Linked DNA regions of Homo sapiens: all the other regions are linked to region 1. The links are chromatin loops, found by intact Hi-C in ENCODE. Cell type or tissue: heart right ventricle. All regions are shown on one strand. Region 1 overlaps SCPPPQ1 (secretory calcium-binding phosphoprotein proline-glutamine rich 1). Region 2 has its middle 30 kb from the start of MIR5705. Region 3 overlaps HSD17B11 (hydroxysteroid 17-beta dehydrogenase 11). Region 4 has its middle 69 kb from the start of KLHL8.

What was found. Hi-C counts contacts between places; a loop is a spot of excess contacts. Peaks named below come from ENCODE experiments on the same cell type or tissue, not always from the same donor. Only the 100,000 strongest peaks of a DNase experiment are listed, where the experiment ranks them.
Region 2: a loop joins it to region 1, with 4 times the contacts of the local background. A loop is called at or near these places in 55 of 110 quality-filtered maps.
Region 3: a loop joins it to region 1, with 3 times the contacts of the local background. A loop is called at or near these places in 39 of 110 quality-filtered maps.
Region 4: it touches region 1 in a loop (3-fold over the local background); 34 of 110 quality-filtered maps call a loop at or near these places.

The regions. Positions count from the first base shown.
Region 1 is chr4:87,463,244-87,468,243 of GRCh38, reverse strand. It overlaps SCPPPQ1 (secretory calcium-binding phosphoprotein proline-glutamine rich 1), which reads left to right. Exons shown (of 10, transcript NM_001405228.1): 4 at 233-265; 5 at 358-435; 6 at 4,041-4,067; 7 at 4,801-4,830; 8 at 4,952-4,980. The coding sequence ends at 4,966. Among named protein-coding and RNA genes, the nearest start is that of SCPPPQ1, 5.3 kb to the left of the region's middle. In heart right ventricle, CTCF peaks have their summits at 2,080 and 2,291 (motif pointing right); no DNase peak of the experiment used is centred here; H3K27ac peaks cover 2,109 bases.
Region 2 is chr4:87,268,448-87,273,447 of GRCh38, reverse strand. No RefSeq gene overlaps it. Among named protein-coding and RNA genes, the nearest start is that of MIR5705, 30 kb to the left of the region's middle. In heart right ventricle, a CTCF peak has its summit at 3,101; no DNase peak of the experiment used is centred here.
Region 3 is chr4:87,354,541-87,359,540 of GRCh38, reverse strand. HSD17B11 (hydroxysteroid 17-beta dehydrogenase 11) reads left to right here. Exons shown (of 7, transcript NM_016245.5): 5 at 2,125-2,262. Among named protein-coding and RNA genes, the nearest start is that of HSD17B11, 34 kb to the left of the region's middle. In heart right ventricle, no CTCF peak of the experiment used is centred here; no DNase peak of the experiment used is centred here; H3K27ac peaks cover 543 bases.
Region 4 is chr4:87,148,858-87,153,857 of GRCh38, reverse strand. No RefSeq gene overlaps it. Among named protein-coding and RNA genes, the nearest start is that of KLHL8, 69 kb to the left of the region's middle. RefSeq lists enhancers at 433-933, 934-1,434 and a silencer at 2,791-2,840. In heart right ventricle, CTCF peaks have their summits at 2,690 and 2,900 (motif pointing left); no DNase peak of the experiment used is centred here.

The DNA.
Region 1 (5,000 bases):
ATAAATTTAAAAGCAAAAAGCCTTGGTCTTCCAAATCATTGCACAAAATTAATTAAACTTTTCCCTATTAGATATCCAACTGCTTTTTATTTCAGAAGTGAAGTTACATTACTGATGGGTATAATGCTCCATAGTGGCTTATTACTTATTCTCCTTTAGAACAAAACCTCTCTTTAGTGGATAATGTATTTCCATATGCTGCTTTACCTTGTTGCTGTTATTGTTTTGCAAGCTCGAACAATATGCTGAAAGTTCCAGTGAACAGGTGAACTTCTAATTGTATTTTTAAATAATGCATTCATCATTTTAAAAGTCTGCCATTGTCTGAAATGACTGACATCATGTTTCTTTTTACAGAGATTTATCTTTTACCCACCACAAGTACCACCATTTTTCCCTCAGGTCCTCTTTCCCCTACCTCCGCAACCGCCCCTGGTAAGCATGGGTTTGGGGAATCTGAAATAGCTAAAAGGATTTATTTGTTGGATGGTGGTTATGAAACTTTCCAAATTTTGATACTGAAATATGAGGCTTTAGGCAGTCCCCAGGAATCAGCTATTCAAACTTCTCTCCCATATAGCTTATAGTGGAACGTGACAAGGGGCTAGCAAATTTCCCTCCAAATCTTCAGTGCCCTCTCGCAGTGTTTCTCTGCACTTACTATTAAAAAGGTGTTTGTGCTGAATTACTTTGACCGTTACGAGCTTACTCTTTATGAAGAGAATACTTCTTTCTATAATATCCATTCTTTTGCTTTTTCAAATTCACCTTGTTGCTTTCTTTCTCTAAGAAGATTTTTTTTCCCCAGCTTTCTATAACTTTTTCCCAAGTTCAAGCAAAATAGTTATTTTGCTTTTCTGTTTGGACTCTCTCCAGGCTCTCCTAATATCTGGATTCTTAAAACATTTTTTCAATAAAGTTTGGAACAATGCTAAATACACAATAGAGTTGCCTTTATTCTATATATAACACTTTTGTAAGTCGACTACATTATAGAGTCAACGGTGAGTGCTTGAGGTACAAACAGTATAAGTTCAGATCTGATGAGGAAGAGAGACTCATAAAGGGAAACTACAATGTAATTTGATAAGTATTTCGAGACACAAATACAAAGCTATGGATCAAAGACTTCAGAGAAGACAGTATCTGAACCAGGTCTTGAAGGAAGACAAATGGATGAAACATTTCAGGCAGAGGAACAGCAAGTGCATGGGTGCAGACTTGAAAAGCACAAGGCAATTTGCGGGTAGAAAATTATTTTAGTCTAAAATAATGATGCTGCAACACAGATTGGGGCCTTGTTAAATTTGGATAAGTATTTAAGCAATGATTTTTTTCTTTAAAAATCACATACATTTTAAAACTTCACATACCCCTTATTTACAGACAAGGACCTCACTATGTCACCCAGGCTAGTCTCAAACTCCTGGGCTCAAGTGATCCTCCCACCTCCCACAGGCTCCCCAGTAGCTGGATTATAGGTGCACACCACCATGCCCAGCTCACAAACATTTTAAAACTACATCTTGCTTAATATTGTCTGATCTCCTAAATATTTTTAAATATACAAACATGATTTTGTGTAACTGTTTTTATATCTAAATTTAATAAACACCTTCCCTTTGCTTGCATTTAATTTCAAACTGTGTTTCTCTCAACTTTTAAAAATTTGTCACTAAACTTAGTCCTCAATAGAACATTTCTTCTCCTTTAATGTTTTTACTTGTTCTGATTGAATCCCAGCTGTTAAATTCTAAATATTATTCTTGCACTTATAATTAATTGCTAATTATTTTGGTTCTAGTCAGGACTAGGTGCATTGTTTCCCTATTGTTTGCTAAAATTTGTTTTTTTTGTTTTCGTTTTTGTTTTTTGAGACAGAGTCTCTCTCTGTTGCCCAGGCTGGAGTACAGTGGTGCAATCTCAGCTCACTGCAACCTCCGCCTCCCAGGTTCAAGCAATTCTCCTGCCTCAGCCTCCCGTGTAGCCACCATGCCTGGCTAATTTTTGTGTTTTTAGTAGAGATGGGTTTCACCATGTTAGTTGGGCTGGGCGAACTCACTCCTGACCTCAAGTGATCTGCCTGCCTCGGCCTCCCAAAGTGCTAGGATTACAGGCATGAGCGACCGTGCCCTGGCAAGATTTATTTTAAACTGATGCAAAATCTTGGAGTCTTGGTTTATAATTAGAACTTAGGAATCGCTGTTAACATTTAAATTTAAATTTATTTAAATCTATATGACAATTAAAAGAATCACTCTTCTGTGAAATGGAAACTCTTCCTACCACCAGATGGCAGACTAGTATCTTCAAAGCAAGCAAAGAAAGTAACACTTACTGTAGGGAAAGTGGTAGATTTGTAAAAACTATCAACACATTAAGACAGATTCCTGGGCTTTAAGTTAGATAAATTAAGAAGAACAACCATACCTCTTGAAAGAAAATATTATATTGAACCCACTAGATTCTAATCTCCACCAAATAGAAGGTGAGCTCTCTAAGTGTCATTTACTGCTATCCCTAAACCCTAGATATAGAATAATTGCTCAGTAAATATTGTAGGGATGGATGGATAGATGGGTGGAAGGATGAGTGAATGTATGAATAAATGAGAAAAAGCAAGAGAGAGTGTTCACAGTTTCATTCACAATTTACTTTTTTTTTTTTTTTTTTTTTTTTTTTTTGTAGATTTCTATTCCTTTTCCTTTTCCTTACAATCCAAATCAGGTGGTTATACTTAAAGCTTCCTTAGGAAATACTTAAACTAATACAAAACAAAAACTTGAAAATTCTTTAGATTTAATTGGGGAGAATTTGATACCAATAATTACTGGCTAACATTCTCTTTGGGGGACCACTAGTTATTGATATTTTGTTTGATTTGAGTAATTGAATGTTCAAATTTCACATATCCTTGAAAACTGAATTACCTAAGACCTGAAACTTTCCTTATTTGTGTAGAATAAACCCAGGGACCAACCAGTAGAAAAAGCACTTAATTTGAAGTTAAATGATCTGGAGATGTAAGCTCCATGTCTGCCCTTTAATACTTTGGAATTATCTTTAACTCCTGTGACCCTTATCCTCTTCTAGAATATAAAACAGTGACAACAGATGATTTACAAAGTCCATTTCACCTCTAAAATTTTATGCTTACATTTGTCATTAGTGGGGGTAAAATGCATTCTTATTGAAATGTAATATATCCTAGAAGCATTTGAAATAGATTTAAGGTTACAGTCATGGTATAAAGGAATTGCTTAAATTTTACTTTTGAAAAGATTTTACTGAATTAGTGATAAATACATAAGATGAGGCGGATTCAGTATCATACAAAAAAGTTATGTATATTTCAGCATATTAACTCCAAGTAATAATATTCCTATTATGATTTTCTGTTGTTGTTTTTTGAGACTGAGTCTCGCTCTGTCACCCAAGCTGGAAGTGGTGCAATCACAGCTCACTGCAACCTCCACCTCCCAGGTACAAGTGATTCTCCAGCCTCAGCCTCCTGAGTAGCTGGGACTACAGGGACGCACTACCACGCTGGGCTAATTTTTGTATTTTCTGTAGAGATGGGGTTTCACCATGTTGCCCAGGCTGGTCTCGAACTCCTGGACTCAAGTGATCCTCCTCCCTTGGCCTCCAAAAGTGCTGTATTACAGGCGTGAGCCACCATGCCCAGCACTCCTATTACGATTATAGGAAGTAATATTATTAAAGTTTTCTTTCAGAAAGAGGTGATCCCAAAATAGTCTTTTTCAAACCCAATAATCATAGGTTTAATAATCTTTCCAAGAAGTCACTGCTATGTCTGGAGCCCACAACAGAAAATACAGACTACATGTTTCCAGAGATAGGTTTGGGGTTGGGGGGGGGTACTTAAAATATTAGTGAATTTTAATAATTGAACTTTAGAAATGATGAGAATTCTAAAAAGCATGCTCTCGTTTACCAAGCTAATATAAAATATATAAGATACAAAAGTAGATGAAATGCTGAATTACAACTCCTTACTTTGACTGTTTCCTTTATTCTAGGTCCTCACACCTAATGATCTTATCGCGGTAAATATATTCTGCCCTGTTATTCTATAAAGTCCATATAAATACTACATTCAACATCTCTCAATGGTCCTAATTAAGGTAGGGAGCAGAGAAAGGCACCCTAACAGAACAAACGCTACCTGAGGGCATTGTTCGTGCCTAAGATCTGTCACAGTTGGGACAGTGTTTAGCTTAAATATTACTGCATACACTCTAAGACAGACAGCTCAACAAGTAAAGAGATTCACCTTTTAGACGGAGTTGGTCAATTTCTTGAGCAAGCTGCCAGAATCTTAAAACAGGACCATGTGGATGCTACAAAACAATTTTCCAGTAAAACTGCTTGTATAAGCAAGTTCTCAAAACAAAGTATTCATAGTTGTCCTAAAATTTTAGTTCAAGTATCATTCACACAGGGAATCTGAATCATTTATGAAAGATGGGACTTGTATGGAAGTGTACACAGAGGGTTTCTTAACCATTCAAATCAATTTTCTAACTTTCAAATATGGTAAATATCATTACAAAGCTGTAGAAAGAAAATATTTCTGTGAATTAAAGGTATTTAAATCCAGATATTGTCATTTTAAAATCTTGTATCATATAAATAATATACTAAGCAATAAAATGGAATTTTTCAATAAAATAGATTTTTGTATACAAAGTATACTAACTTGCATATGTAATAAGTTAAATGTAGGTTTAAAAATTAACCTATTGACAGCACTGATCATCAATTTTTCTTCCTTCACAGTTACTCATTGCTATTTTGAACCAACTAGGGGTAAGGCTCTATTTTTATGCTATAATAAACTACACATTTACTTAATAGACTAAAGATAACATCTTACTAAATTTTTTTTTGTTGTTTTTTTTTTTAACTTTTGGAACTTCTCTGGGGTAAGATTTTATTTCCATGACTAAATTGATAAAGGTAAGTTATATTCAATGCCA
Region 2 (5,000 bases), 190 kb after region 1:
CTACTCTGGAGGCTGAGGTGGGAGGATCGCTTGAGCCTGGGAGGTAGAGGCTGCAGTGAGCCGAGATTGTACCACCGAAGTTAAGCCTAGGTGACAGAGCAAGATCCTGTCTCAAAAAAACAAACAAATGAAAAGACTTATAATGCTTAGGGCCCTTCTCTTTTGTCTCCCTTAGAGTAAAGCCCTTCACAATCTGATCCGTTGTTAACTCTCTGACCTCATCTCTTATTAGTCTCACATTTGTTCAATTCCAGCAGAGCCTAGAGATCACAGGTTTTAGAGAAGCAGCTGTGAAATAAGGCTGGGATGCATGTATCATTATAATTCTCTAGCCAAGTGAGACCGAATCCACAGCAGGAAAAGAAGGAAAAAGAAGTCTGAAGCATTTCAGTGTCCGAAAGGATTCTTTTGAAAGGACATAAAGGTGTATAGGGAGTAGCTGGGATTACAGGTGCGCCACCACGCCCAGCTAATTTTTGTATTTTTAGTAGAGACGGGGTTTCACCATGTTGGCCAGGCTGGTCTCGAACTCCTGACCTCAAGTGTTCCACCCACCTCGGCCTCCTAAAGTGCTGGGATTACAGGCATGAGCCACCGCGCCCAGCCTGTTTACTTATTTTGTGGTTCTCTCCTTTCCATGAGAATGTAAGCTCCAAGAGAACAAGCACCCTCCTATTTACCACTGTATCCACAGCACCTGATACAGTGCCTGACTGCCATTTGACACATATTTCTTGAGTAAATGCAGCAAGATAGTTGTGTGGTGTAAGCCACTATAACGTGAATGATAAAATGCTATTCTATTAGTAACACTAATAACTTAAATAGCACTAATCACTGCAACAGGTAACTCCCTAGATCCTGGTGGTTACAGAATAACATTTTATCATTCACATGAAGTCTGAAACCTTCAACATGGCCATTCAGGGAATTATGCTACTTCCCTATGTCCTCTGGATTCAGGTAGCAGAAGGGAAAAAGGAATGGAGGATCACACATGGAGGCTTTTGTGCTAAGCTTAGAAGTATATAACTTCCTCTTGCACTCTTGGGAACTCGGGCACTTCTGATTTTTGTGTACCTAGGAAGACAAGTGTTCTATTCACTATTGTGCCAACTAATCACCCCAAAATTTAGTGGCTTAAAACAATCATAATTTGTCTGTCACGGTTTCTGTGGGCCAGGAATTTGGAGAGGGCTCAACTGAGCTTTTCTGGCTCATGGTTTCTCATGGATTTGCACAATGACAGAAGCTGCATGGGTCTGGAGCCTGTGGGGACTAGAGCATCTGAGTGCTGCTGGATGGCTCTCCTCACGTAGACTTAGGGGCTTCCCTCCCAGGGGCTAGTTTGACCTTCCTCACAATATAGCACCTCAGGGCAGTCACACTGCTTACGGAGTGACTTAGGAGTCCCACAAATGTTTCATCAAAGATAAAAGTTGTGTCACCTTTTTTTACCTACCCTGGGAAGTCATGTAGCATCATTTCTGCTGTATTCTACTGGCTGAAACTGTCCCCAAAGCCTGCTCACTTTCAAGGGAAGGAGATAGAGCCTCCATCTCTTGATAGATGGAAGCTAAAGCTATATTATAAGAAGAATATGCAGGATGGGTAATGTTCTGGTCTTCTCTGGAAAATACAATCTTCCACAAGGAGGAAAGAAATTAGTGATCAACTAGCTAGTTGCCACACAGAAAGTGCAATAAGTATTTGATGATGCATTTTTTGACCTCATAGAAATGTGGCAAGATTAACAATATGTTTGCAAATTAGTAAAGGTCTCCTTGCTTTAATTCAATTCTACAATATTAAATTGAGTTCTATAGCATCCCAGCCTTCCACTACCATAATACAGAGGAATACCAAAACCAAAACAAACTAAAAAACTAACTACCTTGTAGGAAATTACATTCTATAGAACACTTACCAGCTTACTCCTGAATTTAGCAGATTTGCTATAAGTTTGATGATATGAAAATTTATATCAAGAGGTATTTTACAGAGCTATTAAGAATTGTGGGAAATTTTGTCCATCAGTTCAAAGAAAAATAAGCAAACGGGGAAAAATGAGGCAATTATTACCTTTAAGAGAAACAGAAACTGTACAATAAACTAGAATTATGATGCATTATCTGCCTCAGTTATAAGCAAAACTTACATAATCATGACAATGAAAACAGTGAATATGGATTTAACCCAAATTGAAATAGAATTATACTGGAGGGGAGAAAAACAGGCAGAGGCTGTGGAAGGAAGCTAAAATCCTTACCTGTCATACTGGACGTGGTAGCAGGCAAGCGAACGCCCCCTCTCAGACCTCCAACTGCAGGGAGCAAAATAGACCAGCGAGCCCAGTTGCTGCACTCTGAAATTCAGTGCATTCATGCTGCCCGTGGGCTGCTTTCAGCCAATTACTGACAGTGAAACAGATGCTAAGTAAGGCCCATTCCCGGGGGTTGGGGATCCCTCCTATGGGTGACTGTGGTTCGAGGACTTTCTAATGGCCTTGCTGTCCTTTCCTTAGATGGTACTGTAGTCTAAGGTGATTCCCCATACCTTTTCTCCTGTCCCCTCTCTCCTGCACTGGGTAAGACCCACATGGCAGTCTGGGAACTCTCACAGTCTTCTCCCAGTTTCCTCTCCATGATCTCTACAGGCGTTTCTCCTGATACATTTTCCACCTTTGTGTCTGCCTTTTGGAGAATCTGGACTAACACAGAAGTCAACTGATAATATCTAAAATTGATGAATCAAAAGATGGCTGTATATGTGCTTTTTTCCTTGAAATATGCATGTAAATATCCAAAGACATGGCTAAGAGAGGTGAAATGGTGGAGGGCACATATATTTTAAAGTCTTTAGCACTACTTGACTTTTTAATATATATGCACATATTAATTATTTTTAAATAAATTGTTTAAAAAGTGAAAGACCACTGCCTTAGACATTGGCCGCTTTGGTTTATCGAGGGAAATCAAGTTTTATCTAAACTTTATCATCTGTATTCTAGCAGACAATCGGTCTACACAATGACTCCTTTCTTTTTCTTTTTGAGGATCAGTGGCAACAGCCTGATTCATTAAACTCCTTGCAGACAGCTCCTCCCAGAGGGAGCAAAATGATCTGCCATCTAAGCACCCACTCAGATGAAAGCATTACTGACAATGCCTTTGAGTTGTTGTTTCTATGTTTAATATACATAGAAGAAAAATTTTTAGAGATGCTGTTTTTTCCCTCCTCTTGTTTTCACTTCAGATAGACAAGCCCCTAGTATTACTTTGTCTTGGGAGATTTTTGCAAATGCTGCCATCACAAGTGGTTTAAATTCTCAAAAATTTCACAAGAACTTTCAAACAAAATCTAGGAGGGTACCTTTTCATACTTATAACAAATGTCTTATATGCTAGGACAGCTTACTGAGACATTACATTTTAATATCTTAAAATGAAAATAATACTAATCACCTAGTTCATGATAGTTGAAGAGTATTTTCTATGCTATGCTCATATCTTTATGAAAAAGCAACCTAATCCTAAATCCTTTGAATTTTTCATTTAAAATGTAGTGGGCAATTCTTGTAAATTGATATATTAAAACATAAACTTACCACCATTCCTCTCATAACTCCTCTAAAATATTAATGAAGCAAACTTTAAAAGGTATAAAGTCATAGGATTGAAAAAAAGGCTATAGCAGAGTGATTGCAGAAGAGCCAGAGAGAAAGAGAGAGAGAGAGAGAAGCTGATAGCTTACTTGATACATAGGTATAACTTAAGGAGAGGTTTACCCTGCTATCAAGACTTATGAATGGGCTGGGTGCCATGGCTCATGCCTGTAATCCCAGCACTTTGGGAGGCCAAGGTGGGAGGATCAAGGCCAGGAGTTTGAGATCAGCCTGGGCAACATAAAGAGACCTCATCTCTACAAAAATTAAAAATAATTTAAAAATATTAGCCAGGTGTGATAGAATGTACCTGTAGTCCCAGCTACGTGGGATGGTGAGGCAGGAGGATTGCTTGAACCCAGGAGTTAAAGGCTGCAGTGAGCTATGATCATACCACTGCACTCCAGCCTTGGCAACAGAGAGAGAAAGAAAAGAAAAAAAGAGTTATGAATGAATAAAGAATCAGCAGATCAAAAAGAATAAGCTTTTAAAAAGACCATTAACTCGGGAAAAAAATGTACAGAAAAGAAAATATAGGATGATATATGTCTCACTTGTAAATAATGCTTATATAGTCATAAAATGTAAACTGTGAGTGTTTATTAAGTAAAAAAATCCTGTAGCTATATTGGGAGGATAGAGGGTAGAAGATGGCAAGTTTGGAGTGGAGCCTTTGGAAGTGCAAGATGGTTAAGTTACAGGAAGCAATGTGGAATACATAAAATTCAAAAAAATAAGAAATAGTATGAACATGTTATTAGACATTCGGAAATAAATACCTGAAGACCCAGTTGAAGCAAGTAAATGTTTATTCTGAGAAGAATGATGGTGGGGATGAATGTGGCAGGGGATACTGGTTTTCATTAAAAAGCCTTGTTAAACATTTATGATTTTTTCATCTGAGTTTATGTATTTCTCTGATAAAAGTTTAAACTATAAAAAGATAGATGCTTAGAAATTGATACTACTTAGTGCACTTGTCAAATATAAAATATAAAGGTATAAAAAGAATTGCTCACCACATCTGTTTTATTCAACAAAGACAAAGGAAGAGGAGGGGCAGGAGGGGGGGGAGAAGGGGACTGTTCTCGTTAGTGCGGGCACCCTTCTCAATCTGAATCTGAAGGAGGAAGAAAGAAATAAGTCACCCATGAAAATAAGTACTAGTCCATGACCCTGGAACAAAAAGAAATCAGGAAGGGTCTAAAGCGATTTAGGCGGTGAGTCTACAGTCAATCATTAAATAGGCCGAAAGTTCTGATCTGCCCCCTGTTCACCATTTCTCACTTTTTTGAAAGTCATGTTTGGAAGGCAACTCTTGAGTCCTGTGGCAGTA
Region 3 (5,000 bases), 110 kb after region 1:
AAAGTAAAATAATTATTCAAGTGTTGTGGCACATGCCTGTAGTCCCAGCTACTTGGGAGGCTGAGGTGATAGGATTGCTTGAGCACAGAAGTTCCTAGGTTGAAGTGAGCTATGATTGCATCACTGCACTCCAGCCTAAGTGACAGATAAAGACTCCCCAAAAAACTCCAAAATGCATCAGAATAACTGAGGGCAATGTCTAGCACTTAGTAATCTATTTTAGATCTGATTTTTATTTATGTTGTTTTTCAGTATACAGAAGCTTTTAATCTCATATAATTTAATCTAACAATCTTTCTTTTAAGCCTTCTGTATTAGTCCCCTCTCACCCTGCTATAAATAACTGCCCAAGACTGGCCAATTTATAAAGGAAAGAGGTTCAATTGACTCACAGTTCTGCGTGGCTGGGGAGGCCTCAGGAAACTTACAATTACAGAGGAAGGGGAAGCAGGCATGTCTTAAATGGCAGCAGGAGAGAGACAGCGAGAGAGAGTAAGAGCAAGAGACGAACTGCCAAACACCTAAAAAACCATCAGATCTTGTGAGAACTCCCCCACTATCACGAGAACAGCATGGGGAAAACTGCCCCCACGATCCAGTCACCTCCCACCAGTGCCCTCCCTCAACATGTGGGGATTACAATTCGGATTACAATTGTTGATGAGATTTGGGTGGGGACACAGCCAAACCATATCAGCTTCAATAAGTGCCTAAACTTTTTTTAAAAAGGTAAGAAATTTTTTTTAAAATTTTTTAAAAAATTTCCACAGCTTTCTGTCTTCCAAAGCATAGATTAACTGGCCAGAATGTATAGCTACTTTGTGTAATTGCTAATTCATACAGATTTAACAGAATAAAAGATTATCTGATAATTATTGCCACTGAATTGCACACTTAAAAATGGTTAAAATGACATGTTTTACATGATATATATTATACCACAACTTTTAAGTTAATTATATATCAAAAACCATTTAATTGTGTACATTAAGTGAATGCTTTGTGTGACATATGAATTTATATCTCAATAAAGCCCTTTTTAAATTAAAAAAACCTGAGAAAGTAATGTCCATTTAGAATAAGTAATTTCACTACTACTTCCAAATGAAAGAGCTGTTAAAATAAACGCTTTGCATTGTGATTCATTCATTTGACAAATATTCATTGAGCACCTAAGAGCCAAGCACTGTGCTGGGCCCTGGAGATTCACTGGTGACCAAAACAGTCATGGAGCTTATAGGAAAGGTGTGGGAAACAGATGTTTTAAAAAATTTAATCTCAGCTGGGCGTGGTGGCTCACGCCTGTAATGCCAGCACTTTGGGAGGCCGAGGTGGGCAGATCACGAGGTCAGGAAATCGAGACCATCCTGGCTAACATGGTGAAAACCCGTCTCTACTAAAAATACAAAAAATTAGCCGAGCATGGTGGCGGGCGCCTGTAGTCCCAGCTACTGCGGAGGCTGAGGCAGGAGAATGGCGGGAACCCGGGAGGCGGAGCTTGCAGTGAGCCGAGATCGCACCACCGCACTCCAGCCTGGGTGACAGAGCAAGACTCTGTCTCAAAAAAAAAAAAAAAAAAAAAAAAAAAAAATTTCTCTAATGAATGTTCAGTTACAAATCTGAGATAGATACTATCATAGAAAACTGAAAATTACTATATAATGAGAAAATAATTTAGACTGGGGGTTAGGAAAGGCCTCTTTGAGGAAGTGAAGCTGTGACTTAAAGGAAGAATAGGATTTATCCAGGAAAAGTTTTCAGCAAATTCTATGGACATCTTAAAGTAAATAAGGAACAGCTTATAGTGACACTGAATTTTGTGGAACAACAACAAAAACAAATACTCTACTAATTTTCTTTAAAAGGCTTTTTAAGGAAATGTTCTTATTCCGTAAGTGATGCTAAGATGCAGTAAATCTTCTATGTCAGGGCTTCTTGGACCTTAATGTGCCTACAGATTTACCTGAGAATCTTGTAAGATGTGGGCTCTGATGCAGTAGCTCTGGGCTGGGGCCTGAGACTCAGGGAATGCCCACATTGCTCTGCAGAGGACCATGCTGAACTGAGGAAAACAGGCAGACATTTCAGAATTCTTGAATTATTTTGTAAACTCTCTATTTTCAGTTCAAGCAAGTTTGCTGCTGTTGGATTTCATAAAACTTTGACAGATGAACTGGCTGCCTTACAAATAACTGGAGTCAAAACAACATGTCTGTGTCCTAATTTCGTAAACACTGGCTTCATCAAAAATCCAAGTACAAGGTAAGTTGAGAAATTGAGACAAAAGGATTGGTGGTTGCTATGAATACCAGCCATTCTGTGGGTTTTCCTAAATGTTTTAATCCTGAAAACACCTGATAGTTAAAGCTCTTAGTTCATTTTGATTTCAGTTTCTGCAGATTGTGGGAAAACAGGTGGAAAGCCAAAAAGAGAGAAAGCAAGGGAGCGTGACTAAAAAAGTAAATATGAATGACATTGGTAAACTTGCTAACTCTTCCTTTTTTCTTCTCCTGAGTAATGATTCACAGGCTTAAATATGCATACATGTCACCAGGTGTGCTTGGGAACTATGTTGGGGCTTCACCCTCAGATATGTTGACTTACTGGGTTTGGTTGGGGTAGGGTAGTGGCAGGGAAGGGAGCCTGGAACTCTACATTTAAAAAAGGTGATTATCATAGGTGATTCTGATAGAGATAACCCAAGACCACATGTGAAAAACACTTCCCTTGGAGGTAATCTAGAGATTAGCCTCCGAAAGGAGTACCAGATCATACTCTTTACTTGGTTAAAAAATAAAATTATAAAGGATTAATTTGAAGATAATTTTTAATGTTTTCTCTCTTTAGAAATAGCTTTAATGTCTTTGTAAACATGATGCATACTTATTTGTTTAAATTCCAATGTTAATGAAAAATACAAATCGAAAAGTTTCTTTTTTAATTTCCTTAAAACCCTCTATTGAGTGGAAACCACTCTCAAAATTTTGATAAACATCCTTCTAGACTTCTCTGAATTTTCTATAACTGGCGTATGTTACACATGGGGTCCTGGAAGCAGCAAGTATACTGCATACTTCCCTCAGCATTATGTTACAGACATCTAATAAAGTACAGAGCATTATAATAAATTGTATTGATTATTGGGAGCAATAGCATCTCCTAGTGATGATTTTAGGGTTGTTTTTAGTGTTCTGGATTTTTAACAGCAAATCAGCAATAAGCATCCTCGGGCACACATATTTTCACTTTTGGATAATTATCTCCCTCAGGTAGATTCATAAAGGGGGATTACTGGGCCAAAGGGTATATAACTTGTAAAAATTCCTACATATTGCCAAACTCCTCTCCAGAAATGCTCCACTGATTTGCACTCCTACCCACAGTGCAGGGAGAGCAACTTACTCTCTACTTCTTCATCAGTCTGCCTTCTGTGACTCTTTTAATCACCGCCAATCCAGTACGCGAAGAATCATCTTTGTTTTTACCCTGATGACTAGCTACATTCATGTTCGCATATGATTTTTGGACATTGCACTTCCTTTTATGAATTGCCTATTTTCATGGCATCAGCTCACTTTTTGCTATTGAGCTCTAGAGTTGTTTTTGTTTGTTTCTTTGTTTGTTTTTTGTTTTTTTTGAGACAGGGTTTCACTCTGTTGCCCAGGCTGGAGTGCAGTGGCGCAATCTCGGCTCACTGCAACCTCCACCTCCCAGGTTCAAGCGACTCTTGTGCCTCAGCCTCCCGAGTATCTGAGATTACAGGCACGCACGACCACGCCCAACTAATTTCCGTATTTTTAATAGAGATGGGGTTTCGCCACGTTGGCCAGGCTGTTCTCAAACTCCAGGCCTCAAGTGATCCGCCCACCTTGGCCTCCCAAAGTGCTGGGATTACAGGCATGAGCCACCATGCCCAGCTGAGCTCTAGAGATTTTTAATTAATACATAAGAAACAATTCTTCATACATTTGAGAAACCCCTTTATATATCACATCTGTTGCATATGTTTTTTTTTTCCCCAGTTGTTTTTTGTTTGCTTTTAAGCCTATTTTCATTTAGTTTTACATTAAAATTTTCTTAGGGATTTTTTTCTCATGGACTTTAGGTTCTGTGAGGTGTTTAGAAAGGTCTTTCTCATTCCAAGTTTTTGAAAATATTTACCCATATTTTTTCTAGCATATATTTTATGGTTGCATTTTTCATATTTAAATCATTGCCCCACCCAAATTTATTTTGATTTAAGAAGTAAGGTCACAGTATAGTTTTTTCCAAATAGTTAATGAGTTTTCTGCACTATTTATTAAATAATACATCATTTTCCTCACTGATATTAAATTCATATTATAAGTTCACATGCTTACTTGGATAGACTTTTGGATTCTCAATTTTATTGTAATGATGAGATTCAATTTTGCTTGGTTTTGTTTTGTTTTTCAGACAGGGTCTCATTTAGGCTGAAGTGCAGTGGTGTGATCATGGCTCACTGTAACCTTGAACTGGGCTCAAGCAACCCTCCACCTCAGCCTCCTGAGTAGGACTACAGTGTGTGTGCCATCATGCCCAGCTAATTTTTTTTTTTTTTTTTTTTTTTGAGAGCCAGGATTTTGCTGTTTGCCCAGGCTGGTCTCAAATTGGCCTTGAGCAATTCTCCCACCTCCACCTCACCTCCCAAAGTGCCAAGATTATAAGCATGAGTCATTGCATCCAGCCAAGATTCAATTTTTAAGTTTTATTCTGCCCCCTCAAACTTCCCCATATTTCCCCCAATTCAGCTGCCTTTGTTGAAAATGTATTTAAAATTAATGAAAAATATTCAGTGTGGCCACTTGAAGGGTTAATTTGAAGGTAAAATTGAAGATTCTAATTTTTTTCCTTTTTTTATTTTTTTTATTTTTTTTGAGACAAGGATTCGCTCTGTCACCCAGGCTGGATGCAGTGGCACAATCACAGCTCGCTGCAGCCTTGACCTCCTGGGCTCAACCTATTCTCCCACATCAGCC
Region 4 (5,000 bases), 310 kb after region 1:
TTTTTCCACTAGTTCATTGTTGGCGTATAGAAATACTACTGATTTTTGTATATTAGTTTTGTGTCCTGCAACTTTACTGAATTCATTTACCAAATCTAACAATTTTTTTGGCAGAGTCGAGGCTTTTCTAGATGTAAGATTATATTCTCAGTGGGGAGCGACAATTTGGAAGCCTTTTATTTATTTCTCTTGCCTAATTGCTCTGGCTAGACTTCCTCTGTTTCTTTGGTTTCTATCTTTTTTATTTCTCTGGGCATTTCATACATAGTTATCTTTATATCCTGTAGCCAGTAATTCCAATATCTGAAGTCCCTTGAGGGTCTAAATCTGTTTATTGTCTCTGTTGAACTTTTCCTTATGGTATGTCATTCTTCCTGTGTTTGGTGATTTTTATTTGTAAATATATATTTAGTAGAACCTGTTGAGAATCCAGAGGTTCTTTAATTGGGAATGTGCTCCTTCAGAGAGGTTTCACATTTGTGTCTCTAGGCTAGGGAACAAAACTGACCTGGGGCATTTTAGCTTTCTTCTTGGCTCCTCCTTTTGCTATGGGTCCAGAACTTGGTCTCTCAGTCCCAGCGCTGATAATGGCATTTGTCCTCAGGGCAACTTTGGTTTTCCTGTTTAGTTACCACTCCTGCTCAGGTTCCATCTCTTATATTGGCCTTTCAGTGTCCCTGCTTTCTTGAGAGCCCAGTAAAGCATTTTTAAAAGTATATTGTTTATAATTGAACTAGGAACTAATAGTAATGGGAGAGCCCTTTGGATGATCTTGTCTTTTATAACCCCATAAACCACTACCATTCTAGAAGCCAAAGAAAAGACATAGTTTTGTCTTAATATTCACTAATTTTTCTCTTGTGTACCACTAGCCTCCTCTGAAATTTATGTGTTGAAGACGTTCCATAGACCAGGGGGCCCCCGTCCGCGGGCCTCAAATCAATACTGGTCCGTGGGCTGTTGGGAACGGAGCTGCACAGCAGGAGGTGAGCGGCAGGCCAGTGAGCATTACTGCCTGAGCTCCGCCTCCTGTCAGACCAATGACAGCATTGGATTCTCATAGGGGAGCAAACTTTATTGTGAACTGCGCATGTGAGGGATCTAGGTTGCAATCTCCTTATGAGAATCTAATGCCTGATGAGCTGAGGTGGAATAGTTTCATCTCCAAACCACCTGTCCCCACCCCTGCCCTGTCCGTGGCAAAATTGTCTTCTGCAAAACTGGTCCCTGGTGCCAAAAAAGTTGGAGACTGCTGCTTATAGACCTTAACAGAGCTTTCTTTTTTTTGAGACAGGGTCTTGCTTTGCTGCCCAGGTTGGAGTGCAATGACGTGAACATGACTCACTGCAGCCTTGACCTCCCGGGCTCAAGTGGTTCTCCCACCTCTGTCTACTGAGTAGTAGGCACTACAGGCCCGCACCACTATGCCCGGCTAATTTTGATATTTTTGTAGAGACAGGTCTTGCTAAGTTGCCCAGGCTGGTATGAACTGCTGGGCTCAAGCAATCCTCCTGCCTCAGCCTTCCAAAGTGCTGGGATTACAGGCCAGAACGAGCCTTTTGATCTCATATATTATTATACCTGAAGTTTCTTAAGTAAATTTAAACTAGTTTATAAAAGGATAATTCAGGAAATGTAAAATTACTTGGTATGGATATGCCTGTCACTTCAAGTGTCTCTCTTTGCCCTGAATATCTCAAGTTATTAGTTATTTTATATAACATCAGACCCTTAGCACATTGATGTGTTTTAAATCCCTTCATAAATATGACTCCAAAGTACTGATGGAGAGTCAGAAAATAATTGCATTCTGCTTGAAACTTTACAACCTTCCTTTTTAAACAAATGTTTCTGTTTAATGTAACAAATGTAATGGCCTTTGGCCAAAAGTAATAAAATTCTTACTTGATCATAAATTCCTAAATTTCCCTAGTCTGTTTGCAAACAGTGAGCTTTTTTCCTGTCTGAAAAGCCAGAGCTCAGGACCGAATGACATAGTGGCTATTTGTATTACATTCTAATACACAGTGCTCTAGTTTTCTTTCTTTCACTTGTTTCATTTCCCAGTACCTATTCTAATGCAGTGCTAAATCAGTGTGTTTTTTGTTAGCTTTATTGAAGTATGATTTATATTAAATTCACCCACTGTAAGTGTACATGGTGATTCAGTAAACCTGTAGCATTGTGCCAGCCTCATCATAATCCAGATTTGGAACACTTTCATCATCCCCCTGAAATTCTCATGAGCCTGTCTGCAGTCAGTCCCCACTCCTCCCCTCCTTTCTCTTCACCCTAGGTAGCCACTGATCTGCTTTCTGTCTATAAATTTGTCTTTTCTGGGTATTTCATATAAATTGAATCACACACTATATTTAATCTTTTGCATCTGGCTTCTCTCACTTAGCATAATATTTTTGAGGTTCACTTCATCCATAGTGTAGAATTTTTTATAGCTGAATAGTATTCCCTCATATGCATATATCACATTTTGTTTATTCATTCACCAATAATGGTTGTTTGGATTGTTTCCAATTTTTGTCTATTATGTGTGATGCCATGAATGTTCATGAACATATCTTAATTGACCATATGCTTTCATTTATCTTGGGTAGTTTCATATACGTGGAATTGCTGGGTTTTATTGTAACATGATTTTAACTTTTTAAGAAACTGCAAACTGTTATCCAAGTGGCAGTACCATATGTTTCCATCAGCAACATATGAGATTTCCAGTTGCTCCTTGTCCCCTCCAACACTTGATATTGCCTTTTCCTTTGATTATATCCATTCTCCTGGGTGTGAGACATGGTGTCATTGTGGTTAAATGAATGTACAGTGCTTTCAAACAGCATCTTTTTCCTAAAGAAAATGATTGCCCTCTAGTGGCTCATTCTGCACATTACACTTGGGAAAGGGGCACTAATGAGAAGTCTAAAGCTCAGAACAGGCTTGTTAAAATTTACATTCATTTCACAGCATCCCTGGTTTAGCACACTGAACACAATTTGAGTCCAGTTTCAAAATGTTTTACTTCATTACTACTATTAATAATACCCAGGAGCTGAGCTGGTTGGCTGTGGCTTTTACATAATCCCAAGAGGTACATTATAGTCAAAACTAAATTTGTGTGCTTTAGATCTTATCCACTTTATGCACTAAGATCTTTTGCTATAACAAGGGTTTAGACCTGTAGAGTGGCTAACGCCTACAAAGAAGGGGAAAAAAGGCCAGAGATGGTTATTGTTTACTCAAACCTATTACATCCTTTCAAATCAGAGCCAGAGGAATAAATCATTTTTACTAGTGGAATGAATATAAATTCTTTTTAATGAATTGGACACAAATGTGTCTGGTGGCTTGTTGGTATTTTCAGGTAACACCTTGTAAATATGCCTATGGAGAGTTGTAAAAATTTAGGAGACTAGGTCTCGGCTGCTCCTAGGGCTCTGCTGAAAGGACAGAACACTATGCATGTTTAAAAAAAAAAAAAAAAAGTTAAAACTTTGAGCTAAGTAAGGAACCTGGCCAGGGATTTACTTATTTAAGGCATGTGTATTTGGTAAGTAAAAAAAGATGTGGCTTCAGGAAATTAGGGTAGTAGAAGCAAACATTTAATGATTTAACATAAGAAGTTTTTGCTTTAAAGCTATCACTCACACAGGTGATGTCATTTATTTTTTAGAAAGTGGAGAGAATGTATATATGTGAAATTTCCCTGAGCTCTTAGGCTTTAGATTTCCAAATTACCCAACAATGCATTTTATTGTCCTGACATGTCTATGAAATCACATGTATACATGTGTGTATTTTACGCCTGAACACAGAATAGCAGAGCCTGATGGATGGGACTGCCTATGGTTGACCTACTGCTTTACTCAATTTGAGGTAAGGGGAAGGAGGGGGCATTTTTGTATGTGACATTGGGTACACAGTGATTCCACTCCTTAGTAAGTATGGTCCACTCCACTTATCAGTTAGAGGTGGATAAGGGAGTATAAAGATTAGGATAAGAGAACATTTAGCCAAGTCTAGGGGGTAAGCTTTGGATATGAGGAAGGAGATTAAGATAATTTTTAAACATGTATCAGAACCTATAAAATGTTGACACTATGAATACTGGGTTTTTTTGTTTGTTTGAGACGGAGTTTTGCTCTTGTTGCCCAGGCTGGAGTGCAATGGCACGATCTTGGCTCACTGCAATCTCTGCCTCCTGGGTTCAAGCAATTCTCCTGCCTTAGCCTCCCGAGTAGCTGGGACTACAGGCATGCGCCACCACACCTGGCTAATTTTGTATTTTTAGTAGAGACGGGGGTTTCTTCATGTTGGTCAGGCTGGTCTCAAACTCCTGACCTCAGGTGATCTTCCAGCCTCGGCCTCCCAAAGTGCTGGGATTATAGGTGTGAGCCACCGCGCCTGGCTGAATACTGGTTTTTAAAGAATTAACATGGAGGTTTTAAACTTACTCCAATGGTGCTGCCATCATTGCCCAAAGAAAACAACTTAGGTAGATACTGAAATTATCTAATAGGGACACATTTTTATCCTCTGTCTTTTGCAATTGTGTTTTGGAGCCAAGTCTGATGAGTTATTTATGTGGATAGTATTGTTTAACTCTTTGTAGAAAAGCAACCATAAAATAAATAGGATGTACCTATGCTTGCACATAGTTCTGAAGACAGTTTTTTTTGTTGTTGTTATTGTTGTTTTTGAGACAGAGCCTTGCTCTGTCGCCCAGGCTGGAGTACAGTGGCGCAGTCTAGGCTCACTGCAACCTTCGCTTCCCGGGTTCAAGCGATTCTCTTGCCTCAGCCTCCTGAGTAGCTGGGACTACAGGTGTGTGCCACCACATCTGGCTAATTTTTGTATTTTTAGTAGAGACAGGGTCTCACCATGTTGGCCAGGCTGGTCTCAAACCTCTGACCTCGTGATCCGCCCACCTCGGCCTCCCGAAGTGCTGGGATTACAGGCGTGAGCCACTATGCTGGGCCCTGAAGGCAGTT